2 separate regions of the Homo sapiens genome follow, and region 2 is linked to region 1. Evidence: read pairs that join two places in POLR2A ChIA-PET (ENCODE). Cell type or tissue: B cell. All regions are shown on one strand. Links, peaks and the distances in the headings refer to the core of each region. The heading gives the core; the rest is flanking DNA. Region 1 overlaps RRAS2 (RAS related 2). Region 2 has its middle 51 kb from the start of COPB1.

The links. Peaks named below come from ENCODE experiments on the same cell type or tissue, not always from the same donor. Only the 100,000 strongest peaks of a DNase experiment are listed, where the experiment ranks them.
Region 2: POLR2A ChIA-PET joins it to region 1 with 10 read pairs; 9 of 35 experiments call an interaction of 5 or more read pairs at or near these places.

The regions. Positions count from the first base shown.
Region 1 is chr11:14,319,234-14,331,113 of GRCh38, forward strand. The region is part of intron 1 of RRAS2 (RAS related 2); the gene reads right to left. Among named protein-coding and RNA genes, the nearest start is that of RRAS2, 34 kb to the right of the region's middle. RefSeq lists an enhancer at 4,077-4,156. In B cell, for the core only: no CTCF peak of the experiment used is centred there; DNase peaks (open chromatin) are centred at 4,249, 5,978, 7,435 and 8,118; H3K4me3 peaks cover 4,966 bases; H3K27ac peaks cover 6,966 bases.
Region 2 is chr11:14,442,780-14,454,659 of GRCh38, forward strand. No RefSeq gene overlaps it. Among named protein-coding and RNA genes, the nearest start is that of COPB1, 51 kb to the right of the region's middle. In B cell, for the core only: no CTCF peak of the experiment used is centred there; a DNase peak (open chromatin) is centred at 9,262; H3K27ac peaks cover 178 bases.

The sequences.
Region 1 (11,880 bases), core at 2,594-10,593:
AATCCTGACATTTGGCAATAATGCCAAGCAGGAAAAGAAGCTTTTCCCAAGGTATGTGAGTAAAACCTGTACTACAATAAAAATTATATTAACTATTCAGGTTCCCTCTGTCTTTTTTTTTTTTTTTTTTTTTTTTGAGACGGAGTCTCGCTCTGTCGCCCAGGCCGGACTGCGGACTGCAGTGGCGCAATCTCGGCTCAGTGCAAGCTCCACTTCCCGGGTTCACGCCATTCTCCTGCCTCAGCCTCCCGAGTAGCTGGGACTACAGGCGCCCGCCACCGCGCCCGGCTAATTTTTTGTATTTTTAGTAGAGACGGGGTTTCACCTTGTTAGCCAGGATGGTCTCGATCTCCTGACCTCATGATCCACCCGCCTCAGCCTCCCAAAGTGCTGGGATTACAGGCGTGAGCCACCGCGCCCGGCCGGTTCCCTCTGTCTTCTAAGAGCACAGATAACTGCAAGTTTACCATACATGATGGAGAATTTCTGCTACTTCCCCTGTAAAATATTTTCAAAATATCTTACTCACTCAACTGATAAAAGGTGATAAACCTACCTAAAAGACTTTTGGTGAAGAGAAGTAAGTATCAGTTGTATTTTTCAGAGCGCAGAAAAGTTGTGTGATCAAAACAACAAAAATAAGATTATAATTCCAGTTTACTGATGGACTCGAAAAACATATACGTTATAAAACAACTAAACAACTCAACTGTAGCTATGTTACATGTTTAAAATGAACTAATCATTGTAAAAATGTTTAAAGAATGGGAATGATAGCAGAAGAAAAATGTCACCATGAGAGAGTATAAAGATGGGTTAAAGGTTTTCTTCCTGCAAAACTCAATTTGTTTATTAAGTTGTAGCACTGCCCACCCACCGCACCCCACAAAAAAAGCCACATTCATTTGAGGTCACTTTACCTCCTGCTATTTCCTTTGCAGTGAGTCTGCAAAGTTCTAATGCACGGTGCTGATTTTATTCATTGAACAGAAAGCAATTGAGTGAAACATACAAGCAACTAAACCTTTGGCATCCTGTGAAACCACAAGAGAGCAAGATATTTTTTCCCAGGTTCTAACATCTTTTTAAAGCTGTTTTTTCAAATAGCAGTATGCCTAGAATGACTGCATGCTTGTCTAGAGTCATGTGCTCAGTACCAAAAGCCAGATCAATTGACTCTGAGACGGGAAAGTAATCAAGACAAAAAATTTTAATGGATGTCTTAATTTAAGCAGCTCTCATTTACTTATTCTTTCATTTAGCTAATTTCAATCTATAAACAAAATAAAAGCAGTAGACAGTTTTTCCTATGGAAACTCATTAACACAGCTTTCAGAGTTAAGCTTCAGCTTAGCCCAGATTCCCCTTAATCAATTATTTGTTGCTTTTAGAAAAGGTTGTGCAAAAACATTAGCTAAAACTGGTTAAAATTAAAGCACAGGGAAAGAACTTTTCTGAAAGATATTAAACATACTATTAATTTATTTTAAATAGGATGGATTGGTAAAAATAAAAATATAAAAGAACTTAAGTCAAAATTCATTGTTTAAGAACCTAACAATCATAAAGTCATATAAAGTAGTATGCAGTAAAATGTGGGAAAACTATAAAAATGTTAATTTTTATAGTAACTTAACACAACAATTTAAAAAAATGGTTGCAAATGGCTGGGCATAGTGGCTCACGCCTATAATCCCAGCACTTTGGGAGGCTGAGGTGGGCTGATCTCCTGAGGTCAGGAGTTCGAGACCAGCCTGGCCAACATGGTAAACCCCGTCTCTACTAAAAATACAACAATTAGCTGGGTGTGGTGGCAGGCGCCTGTAATCCCAGCTACTTGGGAGGCTGAGGCAGGAGAATCACTTGAACCTGGGAGGCAGAGGTTGCAGTGAGCCGAGATCGGCCAGTGCACTCCACCCTAGACAACAGACCAAGACTCCATCTCAAAAAAAAAAAAAAGATTGCAAATAAGTAAACACACGACGCACGTCAATATTTTAAAATCTTATGTCTATACCATTCCTCCTTCCCCTAACATGACTAGTCAACAGCAAATTTTAGGTGTTCTCAATAAATTTCCCTTGGTGAAATGGTGGTGGGACAGGGAAGGGAACTAACTCTACAAGGATGGCACGAAAGTCCCTCATTCTTTATACTCACTTAAAAGAATGATCAAAAATTGTCAAAACTTCTGAAGTTCTTGTATAGGGGTTGGGGGTTGGGGGCTACATTTGTTATTATTTTTGCCATGTCTTGTGTTTTGTGTTTGATCATCCAGGAGCAAGTGGGAGTGGGGAGAGCAGGGAAGCTGTTTACCTATTAAGACCACTTTAGCCTACCTATGATCACTTCTAGCCAGGTTGGATGGATCCTTCTTAATAAAGGAAATACCAGATTTAGCTCCCTTTCCACTATCCCTGGCTTGTTGCTGGCTGAAAATTCAGTCTCTAATTGAAAGTCTGACCCATTTCTGAAATTTTGCCTGTTCTGTGTTTTTATCACTAAATGCTCCCCTGCTTCCATTTAAGCTCACCCTTGTTTGAGTGAGGTGAAGACAACATTTGAAAATGTGTTTGGTTTTTTTGAACCCAATAATGCATTTAAAAGGTATATTTAATCCAGATCTAGTTATTAGTGGCTTCTGGTATAATTCCTCGTACTGTAATCATATGACAATGATTAGTTCATTATAATTAACTACAATTGAACTTTGTTTAGTACTTTTAAAATCCCATCTACCTAGCTATAATAAATCTATTGACTATATACTATTTAACAGTTACTATGCTAGACACTGTATAAAAAACAAAACACCACCAATAAAAGTGTTTGCCCCAAAAGAGATCACAATCTAACTGTCAAGACAAATATACCCAACAAAATAGGTGATAACTGCTATCAGGAAATATCAAATATGCTGGGCACAGTGGCTCACACCTGTAATCCTAGCACTTTGGGAGGCAGGGGCAGGTGTGTCACTTGGACTCAGGAATTTGAGACCAGCCTGGGCAACATGGTGAAACCCCATCTCTACCAAAAATACAAAAAAAAAAAAAATGAGCCCAGCATGGTGGTGCACACCTGTAGTCCCATCTACTTGGGAGGCTAAACTACGAGGATCACTTGAGTGCAGGAGGTTGAGACTGCAGTGAGCTGAGACAGCGTCACTGCACTCCAGCCTGGGTGACAATGTGAGGAGACTCTGTCTCAAAAAAAAAAACACAAAGAAATATCAAATGCTATACAAACACATTCCATCTAGGAAGACACAGCTAGCAACATTTCCTGCTTCTCTTCCTTGATGTTTAATTTCTTTCTTCCTATATTTCCCACAAATAACATTTTTTCCAAATTATTTACCTAAGAAAACCTTAATCATCCAACAAGTAATTCCTCTGTAATACGTATGTTATTGGCTAAATACAGCAATCCAGATCTATATCTATGTGTTAAAGTAGTCACAGTCTAATTTATCTTGAACTTATTAGGGAAGTACATAACAACCATTGTTAAAATTTTATCAGCCATACCCATCAAGATTCCGGATTAAATGTTAAAAATAAATGAAATCACAAACAAGTGAGCAAGAGGCTATAAAAAATGACCATCAATCCAATCAAGACAAATGTGAATTTAAAAAATAAAAAGTTAAAGAATGACCACTAAGATCTTAAGAGGAAACACACAGAACTTATGGAAATAAAAAATATAACCTAATGGTAAAAATTCAATAGATGGACTAAAAAGCGTATCTCTTCAAACACTGCTAAGGAGAACTAAAGGACAGACTATAGTGAACATAACTACAGCTAGAGGAGACATTTAAAAGAGAATACTATGAACAACTTTATGCAATAAATATGAAGCACAGACAAAATGGACATACGCCTAGAAAAATACAAACTCAAAATTGATTCAAGAATAATTAGAAGGCTGGGTACAGTGGCTCACACCTGTAATGCCAACACTTTGGGAGGCTGAGATGAGAGGATCACTTAAGCCCAGGAGTTTGAGATCAACCTGGGCAACATAGTGAGACTTCATCTCTACAAAAACAAAACAACAACAAAAAAACTAGGCCAAGCATAGCGGCATGCGCCTATAGTCCCAACAGCTTGGAAGGCTAAGGTAGGAGGATTGCTTGAGCCTGGGAGGTGGATGGTGCAGCAAAGTGAGATCACACCACTGCACTCCGACCTGGGTGACAGAGCGAGACCCTGTCTCAAAAAAAAAAGGATAATCAGAAAGCCTGAACAGCACTATGACTAATAAAGGAAGAAAAAATAAAATAAACTTCCCCCTCTTCCCCCCACCGGCACACACACAAACTAGGTCTAAAAGTTGTAAAAGCAAGGTCTACCAAACTTTCAGGAAACAAGTAAATCCAGTATCACACAAATTCTTCCAGAGAATAGAAAAGGAGGAAATACACCCCCCAAGTCATTTTATGAGGCCAGTATAATCTGGATACCAAAACCAGACAAGAACATTATTAAAAAATGAAAATTACAGGCCAATTTCACTAATAAACATACATGAAAAGAGTCCATATGCAAAATATTAACAAACAGAATCCAGAATCCAACAGTATATAAAAATATACATTATGACCAATATGTCCCAGAAATTCAGGAACAGAATATATAGACTTTTTTAAAATTATAAATATAATTCACCATATGAACAGACTAAAGAAAAACACTATAAGAGATATGGAAAAAGGATAAGAAAATGTCACATTTGTCTTAAAAAAAAAAAAACTATAGCAAACAACACTTTTTACAGTGAAACTCATTAAAATCAAGAACAAGTATGTATGTCTACTATTACCATATTTATTCAACATTACATTGGAGGTCCTAGTTAATTTAATAAGAAAATAAAGTGGTATACAAATTTTTAAGAATATATTTGATATGATTATCTGCACAGGAAACAATATACATAATAATTATTGGAATTAGAATTCAGCAAGGTATTTGGATATAAAAGTCTACATAGTCCCCTCAACCTGTCGAAAAAATAAACAGCAAAAAAAAATACCACTTCTGTATAAAGCTATTAGAAAGCTTAAGTCAAATAAAAGACACCATTTACAACAGCAACAGCAAATATATGATATGCAGGACTAACTCTAGTAAAAATATATTCTAGACCTTTAGGGAAAGAAATAATTAAGCTTTAAACAGAGGCCAAAAAAAAAAAAAAAAAGGAAAACGTATATGAGTGTAAAAGCATTCTCTTCATGGATAGAATTGTCAAGGTATCAGTGCTCCCTTAACTGACCCAATTTAAATTTGTTTTAACATTACTGGGTTTTTCATAGAATTTGACAAGCTGAACCTAAAATTTATAAGCAAGAAAATAGCCAAGAAATTGTTTATAAGTGTAAGAGTCATGAGAATTTTTTTGTTTTGCTCAATGCCATTTTCCCAGCACCTAAAAAGTTCCTGGCACATAGCAGTTGTCTCCAATATATGTGCTGAATGAATTTTTGAATGAACACAGCAGGGAAACTTATCCTACCCTCTACGAAATTTAGAATGGAAATGACACAAGAATAGGCAAAAAAGACAAATGGAACAAAACAGAAGGCCTAAAAATAAATCCACATGAATGAAATTCGATATATAAATAGAAGAGCAGATCATAGGGGAAGCATAGAACAGTACTCAAAAAGTGATGCTGGGATAACTAGTTTATGCATGTGGAAAAAAGCGAGATTGAGGGGAGAGATTATAAAGGGTTCATAAATCTCTAAGCACAGCCTGTATTATCTCTAGATTCTTCCTAGCAAAGCCTCACAAGTTTTACATTAAGATGCTATTCTAATTGAGAAAATATATAGTACCTCACCTGGAATGGTAATGCACAATAATATAAACACTTACTGCATGTTAGCTATCATCGTATCTGAGCCCTCAAACTTACCCTGATGTGAAGCCTTGCTTCACCACTTCCCAGCTTTGTCATTGGAGAAGTTACTTGAATTCACCTTGTCTTACCACAAAATGAGCTTGCACTAGCACTTACCTCAGCAAGAGTACTGTTGGGAGTTTCTTTTAATCCTTTTAGTATTTTTTTTTTTTTTTTTTTGAGACAGAGTCTCGCTCTGTCGCCCACGCTGGAGTGCAGTGGCGCGATCTTGGCTCACTGCAAGCTCTGCCTCCCGGGTTCATGCCATTCTCCTGCCTCAGCCTCCTGGGACTACAGGCGCCTGCCACGACGCCTGGCTTTTTGTATTTTTAGCAGAGAGGGGGTTTCACCTTGTTAGCCAGAATGGTCTCGATCTCCTGACCTCGTGATCCTCCCGCCTTGGCCTCCCAAAGTGCTGGGATTACAGGCGTGAGCCACCGTGCCCGGCTTCCTTTCAATATTTTTATTTTAGAATGGCATTAAGTTTGTAGATTAACAATTAGAATTGACACTGTTAAGAATCTGAATTTTCAGATCTGGAAATATAGTATGCTTTTCTGTTTAAGTCTTTGTCTTAAAAAAATTTAATGTTTGCTTTAAAATTTTGTATGGAAGACTGTAAAAAAAAATTTAACACACATTTTTTAAGTGTGTAGAAGTAGTCTTTTTGTTTGCTATTCTAAAAGGGGTGTCTTCTTCCATTGTATCTTCTACTTGATTTGTAAAAACTCTAAGTATTACATAAAATACTGTCCAATTGTGGAATGCAGTAGAGGCTGGGGAATGAGCAGCAACTGATAGCATTTTGAAGGAGGATCAAGTCTGGAATCTCACTATGCTTCTCTCATCTCCTTCCTTGAATTTAAGATGTTTTTTAAGAATATTACAGAATAGCATTCAGCAAAACATGGACGTGTACTAGAACCCCTTTGAGAGAACTTGGTTTTTTATTCTTGAATGGTGCTAAAAAGTGACCTTATTATCCCATAGCATGGAATCCAAAAATAGTAGTAAAGAAGGCTTCCACAGAATATGTGCAAATCTGAAAATCTCAGGGCATGTACCTAATGCTATATTTATTTTTCACAAAACCGGAAATAGTGACAGCTTAAAACAAGTAACTAGACTGTTATATAGCTTTTAAAATGCTGCTGCTATTGTGTAATTTTTAGCATTTTGTATATTGAATTTCTATGCCAGGAAGTATGCCACTGTTAACTATTTTACATGATGCCTAAATTTTATTTTAAATAAAAAGTTATCACACATATCAAACTCAACTACACAAATTGTTATACTAAAACATTTCAGGAAATATGTGCTTTCTAACGCTAATGAAGTTTTAGAAAAGATTGTAAATATACAAACATAAAATAAACAAGTATCACCAATTCTGAAATTTGTTAAATCAGTAAAAGAATTTTAAGGGGTAAAAGTTCTATATCTTTATACCAGCTGACTTGACAAAATTAAGAGTTCCAGTAAGAGCAAAATGTTGTCCTCTATTTGGGAGGGGGAGGGGACAGGGCACTGAGCAATCAAGCAGTTAAAACTCCTATGTCGTATCTTAAATCACTTATAACATCAAAAAGAAAGTAAACATTTCAATCCTATTAAGAATATGATTTTGGCCGGGCGCGGTGGCTCACGCCTGTAATCCCAGCACTTTGGGAGGCCGAGGCGGGCGGATCACGAGGTCAGGAGATCGAGACCATCCCGGCTAAAACGGTGAAACCCCGTCTCTACTAAAAATACAAAAAAATTAGCCGGGCGTAGTGGCGGGCGCCTGTAGTCCCAGCTACTTGGCAGGCTGAGGCAGGAGAATGGCGTGAACCCGGGAGGCGGAGCTTGCAGTGAGCCGAGATCCCGCCACTGCACTCCAGCCTGGGCAACAGAGCGAGACTCTGTCTCAAAAAAAAAAAAAAAAAAAAAAGAATATGATTTTGCTATTCTGTTCTGCTGTGGAAAACTAAGTAGTCACTTGTTTAAAAACTAAGATGAAGCAGACATAGCATAAACCAATTAAAATTAAATCAAAACAACAGTTTTAAGATGCAATATGCATACATGAATTTCTTAACAGATTATTATAGTTAAAATACCACTGAGTGTACTCACTTCAAGTGGTGTGTAAAAATAAAAATAGCTGAAGAGAGGATGGTCAAACCTCAAAACAAGTACTATAACCACCACCCAAAAATGCAAAATAAAGGAAGTTGTCTTCTTCAGAGTTAAGAGGAGGGGAAAAAATCTTTCTACTTACACATTGGGAGGAAGTGGGGATGGAGAGAAAGAAAAACAATTCCATGCCCTTCCTAAATGTTTAAGAACAAATGCAATTTATGTTACCTTCAGAAGCATTTTATCAGTACCCACAAAATTGCCTTTTAATTTGTACTAGTAAACTTACATTGCCTGAGCATCTTTCTCTACCCCCCTTTCTCTTCACTTGATTTCATGTGAAAGTCAAATTATTTGTATGACTGCTACCAGAATTTTAATAAAAATTGACACAACATAACCCAAACAATATAAATTTTCCCCTATTTAGCCAGACTCTAAATGCTTTAGGGAAAAAGAAAAACGTGCAGTACATAATTTAATTAGGTTCCAACAACTCTTCACAGATTCATATATACTTCTCACCTGTAACAACTCAATAGAGAAAAAAAATTCAAGGATGAAAAGGTTTTATTTACTTCTTTCCATACGGCAGGTAATGAGAATGGATGTTGTCTCTTACAAGACACAGGTCAAACATAGGAAAGCATGGAGGAAAAAACACAAAGAAGCCAAACTTAGACCAAATGTAGCTGTGACAAAGTTAAATGGCTTCATTAGAGAAAAAAAAGTCTTGACAGGATTTTCTAAAAATAAAATCTACCACTGTAGTGCTTACAAAGTACATAAGGCTAACAGTAAAGAGTGAGAAAAATGGCCAGGCGCGGTGGCTCATGCCTATAATTCTCGCACTTTTGGAGGCCGAGGCAGGCGGATCACCTGAGGTCAGGAGTTCGAGACCAGCCTGACCAACATGGAGAAACCCATCTCTACTAAAAATACAAAATTAGCCAGGTGTGGTGGTGCATGCCTGTAATCCCAGCTACTCGGGAGGCTGAGGCAGGAGAATCACTTGAACCCAGGAGGTGGAGGTTGCAGTGAGCCAAGATCGCACCATTGTACTCCAGCCTGGGCAAGAAGAGCAAAACTCCAACTCAAAAAAAAAAAAAAAAAAAAAGAGTGAGAAAAAATAATGTAGCAAATTTAGTCAAGCCAGGAAGACACGTGTAAAAACAATATCAAACATGGTAAAATTTATTTGGCAAGAGCTATAGTAAAATTTTAAGATGCCATTAGGCAACAGTAAAAATAATATTTAGGCAACAAAAAAGTATAAATCAATGTAAAAGCTTAGAAACACTAGAAGAAAAACAGCTATAGTATGTAAAGTAGTAAAAAATATATACATGACACAAAGTAATGACTAAAATTAATGCAGATGCAATACACATACACCAATTTTTTTTTTTTTCAACAAGAGTTTCGCTCTTGTTGCCCAGACTGGAGTGCAATGGCGTGACCTCTGCTCACCGCAACCTCCACCTTCTGGGTTCAAGCAATCCTCCTGGCTCAGCCTCCCCAGTAGCTGGGATTAGAGGCATGCGCCACTATGCCCAGCTAACTTTGTATTTTTAGTAGAGACAGGGTTTCTCCATGTTGGTCAGGCTGGTCTCAAACTGCCAACCTCAGGTGATCCACCGGCCTCGGCCTCCCAAAGTGCTGGGATTACAAGTGTGAGCAACTATGCCCGGCACATACACCAAATTTTATATATATGTGTGTGTGTGTGTGTGTGTGTGTGTATATATATATATATATACACACACACATATATATGTATATACACACACATATACATACACACACACACACACACACACACACACACGCATATACATATATATATATATTTTTTTTGAGATGGAGTTTCACTCCTGTTGTCCAGGCTGGAGTCCAATGGCGCGATCTCAGCTCACTGCAACCTCCCTTCGCCTCCCAGGTTCAAGGGATTCTCCTGCCTCAGCCTCCCAAGTAGCTGGGATTATAGGCATGAGCCCCCACACCCAGCTAATTTTGTATTTTTAGTAAAGATGGGGTTTCACCATGTTGGTCAGGCTGGTCTCAAACTCCTGACCTCAAGTGATCCACCCGCCTCAGCTTCCCAAAGTGCTAAGATTACAGGCACAAGCCACCACGTGGGGCCAAAATTATATATTTTAAAGCAGAGATAGATCAAACACAAAATGAATCAAGTTAGGCTTTTAGACCCCTCGCATACACAGATACCTTTTCTTATTCTAAACAAATATTCACATGTGCATAATCTTGTATTTTCTTTCCTAAAGAGGGTCCTCAAAATTATATAAGCTGTAGGTCCCCTCAACACCTGGATCTGATTCCTGCAGTAAACAGCAAAAACATACCTTTTCTAATGTCTAAAACTTGCCAATTTCTGGCCATGATGCCAAAAGTAAAATAGAACAAAAAAGCAGAAATCAACAAAGACTTAAATTTTAAATATATAATAAAAATTCACATGATGAAAGGACACATTTTAAATTAGGAAATTAAAAACAGGGCCAGGCACAGTGGCCCATGCCTGTAATCCCTGCACTTCAGGAGGCCAAGGTGAGACAGTCACCTGAGCCCAGGAATTTGAGGTCAGCCTGAGCAACATAGTGAGACTTCATCTCTATAAATAAAAATAAAAATAAATTAGCCAGGCGTGGTGACACATGCTTGTAGTCCTAGCTCTTCAAGGGGCTGAAGCAGATGGACTGCTTCAGCCCAAGAGTTCGAGCCTATAGTAAGCTATGATTGTGCCACTGCACCCCAGGCTGGGCCACAGACTAAGACCCTATCTCTTAGAAACAATGAAAAAGAAAATTAAAAAATATCCAAATGACTCAATGTAGTATTCACGGTGTAATGTGAATGTGTTCATTAAAAGATGTAAAAACACAGCAATGAATTCTAAGATTTTAGAAAACAAACCCAAAGGAAAACAGAACAAAATAATTTAAGGAAAAATACAAGGATCTATTCATTGGTAGTCCTGATAATTTAAGAACTGCTTCCTGGCCAGGCTCAGCAGCTTACATCTTGTAATCCCAGCACTTTGGGAGGCCCAATCTATATAAAAAATTTAAAAATTAGCCGGGCATGGTGGCACACGCCTGTAGTCCCAGCTACTCAGGAGGCTGAGGTAGGAAGATCCCTTCAACCTGGGAGGTCGAGGCTGCAGTGAGCCATGATTGTGCTACTGCACTCCAGCCTGGAGGACAGAGACCCTGTTTCAATTAAAAAACAAAAAACTGGTTCCTTGGGGTTGGGGGAACACCATACTCAGAAACTTAAATGAGTACCACTGATGAGGGGGACGTCTTTATCATTTCAGATTCCCTGAAAAAGCAGAGGCATTATGATGACATGTAGTTAACATTAAAAAAAATTTTTTTTTCAGATGATATAAATATTCAAACGAAAAAGGCTGTAACAAAAATAAGATACTTTTAACCACAGCTATATGTTGAGAAATTTAATTAAGGCAATGTTTTCACACCAAATTTTTAAGAAGAAAAATGTATTTACACATAAAGCTTACATTTCAAGAGGTAGAAAACTGAATCAACAGGATGAAATAGACAAAATTGTTTATCAACAATAGGAGTAACTATAGTTAATAACAGTGGCAAATTTCATTTGTTTTTTGTTTGTTTGCTTGTTTTAGAGACAGTTCACTGTTGCTCAGGGTGGTGTGCACTGGCGTGATCATAGTTCACTGCAGCCTCAAACTGCTGGGCTCAAGCAATCCTGCTGCCTGAGACTTCTAAAGTGCTGGGATTACAGGCATGAGCCACTGCGCCTGACCCTAAATCCAGATTTTTAAAGAACATAAAATTT
Region 2 (11,880 bases), core at 1,432-9,431, 120 kb after region 1:
AGTTTGCAGTGAGCCGAGATCGCGCCATTGTACTCCAGCCTGGGGGACAAGAGCAAGACTTCATCTCAAAAAAAAGAAGCTGGAAGAAGATATAAGGGAGGTGTGGCATTGAGAAAGAGCCAGGTTTCCATTAAGCAGGAGGCAGAGAAAGTAAACTGCCAAGAAATTAAAGTTTGTAGGAGGGGTTTTTGCTTATTTGCCTATTTTCCAATGGATGAAGGATTATTCCAGCAGTAAAAGTAACAACATGTAATAGAGAGAGAACAGGCCCTGGTCAGAGGTCAGGATTCCATTCCTGGATCTATCACTTACTAGCCAAGCAACTTTAGCCAATTACTTTGCCTTAGCTCAGTTTTCCCACTTGTGAAACAGTAACCTAATAATTTGGTTACTTTGAGGATCAAATGAGATAATGGGTGCAATTCGCATTATAAACTGTAAAGTGTGGTCCCCACATATTGTTATCATTAATGTGCGGTGAGTTCATGCAAGCATTTGGACCAATGTTCTTATTCCTGACTTAGTTTGGAATAGTACTGGGAGGAACGCAGGCCAAATACTAACTCCATTTTAGAGGTGGGGCAAAGTACCATGCTAAATTGTGCTATGTGGTATAATGGTGGAATAGAGAATGCTGTGTGAGCACAGAAAAAGGAACAATTCAGAGCTTAAGTGAACTTTATAGTGGAAATGCCATGTGAACTGGCCATTGAAGATTAAGTCTGAGAAAGGGAAAGCTATTCCACTCTCCTTAGTTACTGGTAGATATCTAAGTAGAAGCCAGGGCCACAAACATGCAGTTAGGTACTGCTTCCCAGTGCTCTTGACCCCCGCCCCCAACACCTTCCAGAGCATATTCTCTTTGCTTTTGCTAAGGGCCTAGCTGCCATGGGAGCACCACCATTCTTGCTTAGTCTCTTTGCAATTTGCTGTCAACAACTTACTGTCAGTGTGCAAACGTACAGTTCACATCCTCCAGATATGCAGCATCACACTTCAGTTTCTGCCTCCAAGCCTCTTCCAAGTTCTCTGATGATGCCTGCTGTTGGCTGACTGCCATGCCTTATCTGGGAATCAATGAGACCAGTAGGTCAACTGTGAGCAGCTCTCCCAGGAAACCAGCAGGGTTAATTTTAAAGGAATTGTGACTTGTCACACACACTGTGATTGTTCTACACCTGAATGAGGTTGCTGGAGGTCCCTCTGTCCTATCCCCTCCTCCCCTATTTCCTTCAGTGACTTTGGAGAAAAAACAGATCCTATTTGATTTCCTTCTTCCTCAATCTCTTAGGTTCCCAAAGTCTGACTGCTCCGTTCACACTTTTTCAAAGGGCATTGGTGGGGACCCAGTAACCCACCTCATTCCTAAAAACTTGGTTACCCAGTGGTGGGCCATATTTCTATTTAATATCCTGTGATAATAATAACCATGGTATATCCATTTTACAGATGAAGAAGCTAAACCTCAGAGAGGGTAAGAGGTGAGAGGCTCAGGGTGGGGAGAAACCAGAACATGAGACGGGAATACAGCCTAAGGCAAGGCAATAATGACTATCTGTCAATGTTTGGCTGCCCAGCATCCATTTCCCCGCTTCCTGATAGTACCCTGATTTCTGTACACATTATGTGCAGTCTTGGTGGGAGCAGACATGCAGAGAGGCCTGTCTCCCACTACAGTTAGGGAAGGGCTACAGAATTCTAACCTTTGAGATTTAAGGGAAATAGCAAAAGTTACCTCCCTGCTGAGACTAGTATGCAGCCTAGCCCACACTCCATGTTTAGCAAAGGTCATTTCTGCTCAGCACTCTTTTCTTACAATCTGAGTGGTTTTAGGCAAGTCACTTAACATTCTTTGCCTCAGAAATGATGTGTGTAGGTCGGGTGTGGTGGCTCATGCCTGGGTGGATCACTTGAGGTGAGGAGTTTGAGATCAGCCTGACCAACATGGTGAAACCCTGTCTCTACTAAAATACAAAAATTAGCCAGGTGTGGTGGTGTGTGCCTGTAATCCTAGCTACTCGGGAGGCTAAGGCAGGAGAATCACTTGAACCAGGAAGGCAGAGGTTGCAGTGAGCCAAGATCTGGGCAGCCTGGGCGAGAGAGCGAGACTCCATCTCAGAAAAAAAAAAAATGTTGTATGTAACATCACCATCATTCCTAACGTGTGTTAAGTGCTCAGTGGTTAGTTACTGCTCTGATCGTCATAATTATGCTTTTGTCCCCAGTGAATGGGTTGAATCAATTGTGGTATATATCATCAGCATGACAGAAACTATTTAAAGTAATGTGGAAGCAGATATTGACTTATTGAAACAGAAACTGATTTATATGGTTGAATAAAAAGGTCAAATTATGATCATACTTTGATTAAAATATGTATATACGCCAGGCGTGGTGGCTCTGCCTTTAATCCCAGCACTCTGAGAGGCCGAGGTGGATGGATCAGTTGAGGCCAGGAGTTCAAGACCAGCCGGCCAACATGGTGAAACCTCATCTCTACTAAAAATACAAAAATTCGCTGGATGTGGTGGCATATGACTATAATCCCAGCTACTTGGGAGGCCGAGGCAGGAGAATCACTCAAACCTGGGAGCTGGGGGTTGCAGTGAGCTGAGATCACGCCACTGCATTCCAGCCTTAGCAACACAGCGAGATTCCGTCTCAAAAAAGAATAAAAATACCTGAAATAGTACATCCCAAAATGTTAATCAGTATTTATCTCTGATGTTTTATTTTCGCCTTTCTTCATTTTCTATTTTCAGTGAACAGACATTAATTAATAGTTACTAATTTTTAAGTTTAAAAAGGCCATCACTTAGTGGAGAATCAAGGCTTGATTTCAGCCAGGGGCAAATTCAAGCAGATAGCACAAGGCAGCCAGGTTCCACAAAATAGGGATGAAGTCAGAATAGCAGTCACATCAGACATGTGGTTGGCATACTTCCGATTTAAAGGGCAGTCCTAGGCAGTGGCTAGATACACAATCCAACCCTCTAGGGGAGCTGGGGGCCAGAGCAACTCAGGTCCTTGTAACTACTTTAATTCCTGAAAACCTTTCTTAATTACCCTCCCCATCTACCAGCCACTGTCTACTCCATTCACCTAATTTATTTCCTTCCCAGGACTTACTCTGAAAACACCTTATTTGGTTGTTGTCACAGGAATGTAAGCTCATGTGTGCAAAGATTTTGTCTATCTTATTCATCATATACATGCTGTGACATGAAGAGCGCCTGCACAAAATAGGAGCTCAATTAAAAAGAGAATTAATGCAAAATCAAAACCCACCAGGGAATAAAAATGAGGCAGAAATCCAGCTGTGCCTTTGGGATCTACAAGTGTGAGGGGTCAGCAATTATGAGTTCACCTTGTGGGGTTGGATTCAAAGTAAGGAATATAAGCAAATAAATACAATTTCAATGGTCTTTTTTCTTTTCAAAAAGCAGTTATCACATTTTTTAAAAATGGTGATGACACTTCCAGAAGAATATGACACAGTCTCTATGTATGAACTTATTGGAAGTCTGGGCTAAATGAGTAACTTCCTGAATGACATGAAAAGTGATGAGGCTCTGGCATTCTGGAAAAACTTGATACAAATTGTACACTAAAGTAATTCCATGGAATGATATTTAAAAGTTTAAATGGCTACTTAGTCTAAAAGATTTTGGCTTAAAGTTAAATGAATATTTCTTATACACATCAAAATCCCTGGCATAACTCAGTTTTTATGGGACACAAGGAAGCAGAGAATTCTGAGTTTTATGTCAAACTTTTTGTGAACGAGCAAGTAGGAAAAATGAAAGTGAGAGGGGACAGCTGAGACTTTCATTCATCTTTTATATGCCACACACTAACAAGCCATGAATTTTCTCATTTAATAACCCTACAAGGCAGGCACTATTTATTTCCATTTTCCACAACAAAAAAATAAGGCTGAAATAGATTGACTTGCCCAAGATCACAGTTAATAAATTACAGAGGAAAATCTAAATTCCAGGTTTATTTGATTCTAGAGCCTGCATACTTTTTATTTACCACACTTGCCTCTCCAGCATTCCTGGAAATCCCCTTGATGAAATATATTGCTCATCTTAAAAAGAAAAAAAAAGGCAATAATATGGCTTAAAAGGAAGCAGGAAGTAATAGGAAAAACTAAGTAATTCACAAACTATTAGGTTGAATCACATAAAATTGCTGATACTTGACTTTTTTTAACCCATAAAAGAAGCAGTTTCATATACTTCAACCTCATGGTATGGTATTATTTCTGTGGATAAAGATCACCATGACAACCCTATTAATAACTACTCCATCACTCATCTGTACACACCTTTACTGATTAAATTTCATGTCATTTCAGTAATGGCTTAAGACAGGAAGTGTTTTACATATGAGGAAGAGCAGATTTGATAACCCTACCCATTTTTCAGAGTAGCATTTGCCCTTAGGAAAACATGTTTAAGTTTTTTTAAAAGCTCCTACCTGTCCCTTACTCCCTGCCCCTTCCATGTCCCACTTTCCACATCATGTTCTGTCAAAATAACTTTTTTTTTTTTTTTCTAAAAAGAGACAGGGTCTCGCTCTGTTACCCAGGTTGGAGTGCAGTGGCACAATCATAGGTCAATGCAGCCTTGAACTCCTGGGCTCAAGCAATCCTCCCACTTTAGCCTCCCAAGTAGCTGGGTCACCATGCTGGGCTATTTTAGTTTTTGTAGAGACAGGGGTCTCACTATGTTGCCCAGGCCAGTCTCAAACTCCTGGGCTCAAGCAATCCTCCCACCTTGGCTTCCTAAAGTTCTGGAATTACAGGTGTGAGCCACTGCACCCAGCTTAAAATTACTCTTGAATTTTGCTTCTACAGTTGGCTTCTAACTGGTCTCCCACACTTCCAATCTATTCTCCAAAGGTTTTTTCCTAAATGCAAATCTGGGCTGGGCTCAGTGGCTCACACCTGTAATCCCAGCACTCTGGGAGTCTGCAGCAGGAGAATCAGTTGAGGTCAGATGTTTAAGACCAGCCTGGACAACACAGCAAGACCCTATCTCACAAAAAAGAAAGAATTTTAAAAATTAGCTCAGTGTGGTGGCATACACTTTAGTCCTAACTACTTGGGAGGCTGAGGTGGGAGGATTGCTTGAGCCCAGGAGTTCAAGCTTACGGTGAACTATGGTTACGCCACTCACTGCACTCCAGCCTAGGTGACAGAGCAAGACCCTGTCTCTTAAAAAACAAACAAAAAGCAAATTTGTCACTATCTGCTTACAATTTGCCATCTCCAGCCTAATCGTATTGCCTCCCAAAGATGCTATGTTGAATAGAACCCAATTCTCTGTGTCATGTACCTCTGTGACTTTCTCCCACCTGTTTTGTGGCTGGAATGGTTTTTTCACCCCTTTTCCCCCATCCCTTATTTGACATTAAGCAGCCAAATTTATGCTTTTCAAGGCTTAATTCAAATGTCACCTCTTTATGAAACTATACCTGACTCTCCTCTGATAGCCACCAGTTTTCTGTGCTCTCACAGCAATTGATACATTTTTCTATTTTAAGACTTTCAAGCAGTGCTCTGATTAGGTGTTTCTGTGCCCTTAAAATATTCACCAGACTTTATCTTACTCTTAGTAACACCAGGATGTTGCATAACACTAGATGTACAGCAGGTATTACCAGTCAGAACCCAAGGGTCCTTAGCACTGAGTCCCTGTGTTTTATCTTAGTTTGGGGAATGAGGGAAAAAGCATACAGGTTGAGTGCCAAAAACAAGGGTGCACTCTTCCAGGGCGTTTCCAGAGTTCTTTTACATTGAAGGCATAAGCTGGGGACTACCTGAACTGGGATTTACATTTCCATTACCAAGGCTTATTTCATTAGGGTAAACGGTGTTTATGAGCACTATATATGGATTACATAAGAGCATTTGGGTTTTATGTTTTATACAAACATCTAGGATGGTAGTGGGGCACCTAGAAACCAAATTGTCCTTTGCTACAACCATGAAATACAAATTCAATTTGATAAACAAGAAACAATTTGCTAGCTGAAAATATATGTATGCAATATAAAACCACCAGGAGCACATATGGCCACAAAGACAAGCTGTTAGATCAAGAACATTCATCCCACCAAATATTAATATTTCCATAATGCTTCCTCAGTACTTTTAAAGTTTGGTAGCAGGCATTAAAGTGTTAAAAATCTTTATAGAGAATAAACATAAAATTGACAAAATGTGTTCTACCAACTTGGGAAAAAGATCATCACTATCTGATTTTAGCTGTGGGAACACATTTGTCCAGTTTGTGGAATACTAGTGTTCTAGCAGGGAAAGTTTGAAAAACATGCTCTTAGCCTAACAGAAAGCAGTCATACTTTTACTCAAAGCAAGGGATCACTTAAAAAAAAAAAAGTGTGACTTACTTTGTAGAAAGAGAAAATTTTGATTATAATTCATTAAATTCACTTTTTAAATGTTGTTGGGCTTTCAGAAATGGTTTGCATAGCTCAGTAGAAGTCAGTAATTTTCCCAGACTCCTTGAGCCAGATGGGCATTTTCCCTACACCCTGGCTGGTGAAGTCCTGTGTGGTAGGAATCTGTTCCCACCCTCTTATAAGGGAATACATTGTTAACTCACAAGAGGATGCCCAGAAAAGGCTGAGGTTTCAGCCACTTTGAATCCCAAGAGATCAAGATCACAGATATAAAAATCACAAAAGCTGGAATCAGGGACTGTAGCCAATAAAATATCTTAGCTACACCCAGTAACAGGGTGGGTGGGGTAGACAACATTTATTTTCAAGATGTACTGGAGATAAGACTGATGTGATATTTCAATTTCCTATTCACTTGGAGAGATAGGCCATGTATCTGCAACATATCCTGACTCATCTTTTTTTTTTTTTGAGACAGAGTCTTGCCCCGTTGCCCAGGCTGGAGTGCAATGGCACAATCTGGGCTCACTGCAACCCCCGCCTCTCAGGTTCAAGCTATTCTGCTGCCTCAGCCTCCCGAGTAGTGGGATTACAGGTGCCCACCACCATGCCCGGCTAATTTTTTTTTTTTTTGTATTTTTAGTAGAGACAGGGTTTCACCATGTTGGCCAGGCTGGTCATGAACTCCTGACCTCAGGTGATCCACCTGCCTCGGCCTCCCAAAGTGCTGGGATTACAGGCGTGAGCCACTGCGCCCGGCCCTGATTCATCTTATGCAGGAGACATTATCATAATGTAGGAGAGTGCTGTCTTTTTCTCACCTAACATTTTTTTCCTAGGCACATCCCCACAGTGCAATTTAGTCCACACCCTAGTTATCTTTATGACTATATGCATTATTCATTTGGTCACTCAACAAATATTTATTAAGCATCTACTATCTACTGGGTACTCTGGTACAGACTATAGACACACCACCATTGCTTGTCAATACTCATTTTGGAGCATCTTGATCATTTTTCATTTTTATTATTAAAAATGTTATTAAATCTTTGGACTTTTTCTTTTTTTCAGTATGCCTCTCAAAAATAGTATTAGTAGGGAAGAGTCTGACCAGGTCCAAAAATTGTATAGAAACTGTTGTATGTGACTAAAATTAAGGCATAGGCTTTAATTTTAAAATTATATGTGAAGTTTATGGTTAGGCTACTGTAGGAGACCACGTTAAGGACGACGAGAGTCTAAACCAGGACAATGGCAGTGGAGTGGGGAAAGAAGATTAGAAAAATATTGAGGAAGGGAAAAAAATGAGTCTTGGTGTCTGATGAGATATAGGTGTGAGGGTAGAGTTAAAGATGACTACTGGGTTTCTAGCATAAATTACCAGAGAACACAGTAGAGGAGCAAGTTAGGGGAACAAGATAAATTCCATTTCATTTTGATGTGCCCATTGGTAACATCCAGGTAGAGATATCCCAGTTGATTTACAGAGCTTGTTGAAGAGGTAGCTATAAAAACACAAGGCTTTCCTGCTCCTTGTTTATGGATAAAATAAACAATAAAATAAAATAAGGATATTTTTAAAAACATAAAAAACAAAAATAAAACATAAGGCTTTTTAGTATAGATTTTTAAGCCAGAAACCCAGAAAGTCAGCTAGCTGAATTGTTTCATTTTACAGATAAGAACATAGGCCCAGTGACATCTGTCTGTTTTCACAAAGCTACTTAGTGAATTGAGAATAGATTTAGAAAAATTCATTCAGGACTCTTTCAGTCCAACATGCTGCATTTCATTTGTTTATTTTGTTGGTTTTACAATTGTGATGGTTAATATTGAGTGTCAATTTGATTGAAGGATGCAAAGTATTGATCCTGGGTGTGTCTGTGAGGGTGTTGCCAAAGGAGATTAACATTTGAGTTAGTGGGCTGGGAAAGGCAGACCCACTCTTAATCTGGGTGGGCACCATCTAATCAGATGCCAGTGTGGCTAGAATATAAAGCAGTCAGAAGAACGTGAAAAGACTAGACTGAGGCCAGGCGCGGTGGCTCACGCCTGTAATCTCAGCACTTTGGGAGGCTGAGGCAGGTGGATCACCTGATGTCAGGAGTTCGAGACCAGCCTGGCCAACATGGTGAAACCCCATCTCTACTGGAAATACAAAAAAATTAGCTGGGCTTGGTGGCAGGCGCCTGTAATCTCAGCTACTCCAGAGGCTGAGGCAAGAGAATCATTTGAACCTGGGAGGCAAAGGTTGCAGTGAGCCGAGATCATGCAATGGCACGCCAGCCTGGGCAACAAGAGCAAAACTCCATCTCAAAAAAAGAAAAGAAAAGACTGGACTGGACTGGCCTAGCCTCCCAGCCTATATCTTTCTCCAGTGCTAGACTCTTCCTGCCTTCGAACATCAGACTCCCAAGTTCTTCAGTTTTGGGACTCAGACTGGCTTTCCTTGCTCCTCAGCTTGCAGACAGCCTATTGTGGGACCTTGTAATCGTGTGAGTTAATACTTTATAAACTCCCCTTTATATATATATCCTATTAGTCTGTCCCTCTAGAGGACCCTAACTAATACAATTATTCCACATACAATTATTCCAAAATACATACAACGCAAAGTTTTCTCAGAATCCTATAATTATATACAGAGCCCAGATAAAAGACACAAATCCCACTTGCATTCTTTTGTCACTGCATGACTGACTTCTCAGAGATTCTGCCATTGCTAGATGGAGAAAATAAAAGAGGAAGTGGTCAGATTATTAGAAGTGACTTTTGATCACAGTGAGCAACCCCTAAACATCACACTGTTATTGTAACCTGGCTGCACATATCTCTGGGCTCAATTTTAAAGAACCAGTCATCTGATTGTCATTCTGAAAGCAAACAAAGCCAGTATGTTCACCATAGATGATCTATCACATGAGGAACATGGGTTATGACAATTACGTTTAGCTAACAATAGTTGATAGGCAAAAGTGCCAAGAGCTTATTAAAAAAACTACACAACAGGCTGGGTGCGGTGGCTCACACCTGTAAACCCAGCACTTTGGGAGGCTGAGGTGGTGGATCACCTCAGGTCAGGAGTTCGAGACCAGCCTGACCAATGTGGAGAAACCCCATCTCTACTAAAAATGCAAAAATTAGCTAGGTATGGTGGCAGGCATCTGTTCTTCCAGCTACTCGGGAGGCTGAGGTAGGAGAATCGCTTGAACCCACGAGGCGGAGGTTGCGGTGAGCTGAGATCGTGCCATTGCACTCCAGCCTGGGCAACAGAGTGAAACTCCGTCTCAAAAAACAAAACAAAACAAAACAAAACAAAAACAAAAAAAACTACACAACAAATAGTTACAGAGTCAAGGGCCAATGATACCTCAATTGAATAATTCTCAAGACATGAAGATTCTTTTAAGTAAGTTACTGTGTAAAACGTACATTTTACAGTGTAAAATGAAGACCTAAATTCTGAGGGAAGTATAAAGATAATGGGAACAGGGTTCAGTCTCCTCTGAAAGGTAAGGAAGGTCAATGTGGGAAAAAATGGAATGAATACATACTGATGAGCATCTACTGTGTGTTAAATATTCATAATAAGTATCATTTCATGTTCATATCACCTCTGTGAAATACACCTTAAAAGCACCTTACAAATGAGGAAACTGAGGTACAATTTATTAGGCTGTGGTGGCAATGTGTGACTAGTTACAAGGGCTTTAGTGTCAGATACCTGGCTTTATATCTGAGTTTGTCTCTTACTATTAAACCTTGAATAAGTGACTTAACCTGTTGTAAGACTGTAATCGTCATCCTTAAATGATGGTATTAACAGTATTTGCCTTAGAGGATCATTGTGAACACTGTAAATGTCATGGAAAAAGCACTCACAGTTATACCCTGGCACAAGTAAGCACTGACTAAGTTAGCTATTTACCATTGCCTGAGACTACATAGCACATAACTAGCAGATAGGATTCCATACTTTCCTAATTCTAAACTGAACTTCTGCATCATACCTGGTTACTTCTGTAGGCTCCTGAGATCCTGGAGGTAGAGAATGGAGCTGGGGACAGTAACAGTGATGGTGTACTGAGAATCTGGGAGAGGAAAGTAAGGCAGGAGGCTGGTATCCCTAACCGTTTTGAGGACAGCATTCAGAACTATTAAAAGACAAGCTATAATTTAAACTCAATCTTGATTTAAGAGAAAGGCTATACATTAGCTGACTGGAACATTCATCAATCTGGAAGGAACAAGTCACAAATAAAACTACTTAGTTTACCCAATACATAGCACAAATATTTCACCTCTGATATTATTTGAGTTTCTAAAGATATTTATGTTTTGGTTCTCTTACCTTTCTGATATCCCTAAAATGAGTTTTTGTCTCCCACATTATTTCCCACTTAAGTAGAAAAGTTTCTGACAGGTAGCAAAATATCACTATCAACCTTGGCATTTTTTTTTTTTTTTTTTTCTGAGACAGGGTCTCACTCTGTTGCCCAGGCTGGAATGCAGTGGCATGATCACAGCTCACTACAGCCTCAACCTCCTGGGCCTTATCAGTCCTCCTACCTCAGCCTCCTGAATAGCTAGGACTACAGGTGCATGCCACCACGCCCGGCTAATTTTTTAATTTTTTGTAGAGACAGGGTTTTGCCATGTTGCCCAGGCTGGTCTTAAACCCCAGGCTCATGCCATCTGCCTGCCTCAGCCTCCCAAAGTGTTGGGATTACAGGTGTAAGCCATCGTGCCCAGCCAAAGTTGTTTTTAAAAGAAGAAAAAGCAAGTTTTCTATTAGTGAGGTAAGCAAACAGCTTGATGTATCTGCCAACTATATTAACTTCCTTCTCTTTGTTCTCATTTACGAATTACCTTGCTAATAGAAAAATAGCCAGGTGCAGTGGCTCACGCCTGTAATCCCAAAACTTTGAGAGGCCAATGTGGATGGATTGCTTGAGCTCAGGAGTTTGAGACCAGCCTGGGCAACATGGCAAAACTGTCTCTACAAAAAATACAAAAATTAAATTAGCTGGGCATGGTGGCATGTGCCTGTGGTCCCAGCTACTCGGGTGATGAGGTGAGAGAGGTGGAGGTTGCAGTGAGCCAAGATCGCACCACTGCCAGACCCCGTCCCAAAAAAAAAAAAAAAGGCCGGGCACCGTGGCTCACGCCTGTAATCCCAGCACTTTGGGAGGCTGAGGTAGGCAGATCACGAGGTTGAGATTGAGACCATCCTGGCCAATATGGTGAAAACCCATCTCTACTAAAAATAGATAAAAATTAGCTGGGCATGGTGGCCCACGCCTGTAGTCCCAGCTACTCAGGAGGCTGAGGCAGGAGAATTGCTTGAACCAGGGAGGTGGAGGTTGCAGTGAGCCAATTGTGCCACTGCACTCCAGCCTGGTGACAGAGCCAGAGTCCGTCTCAAAAAAAAAAAAAAAAGTTTTT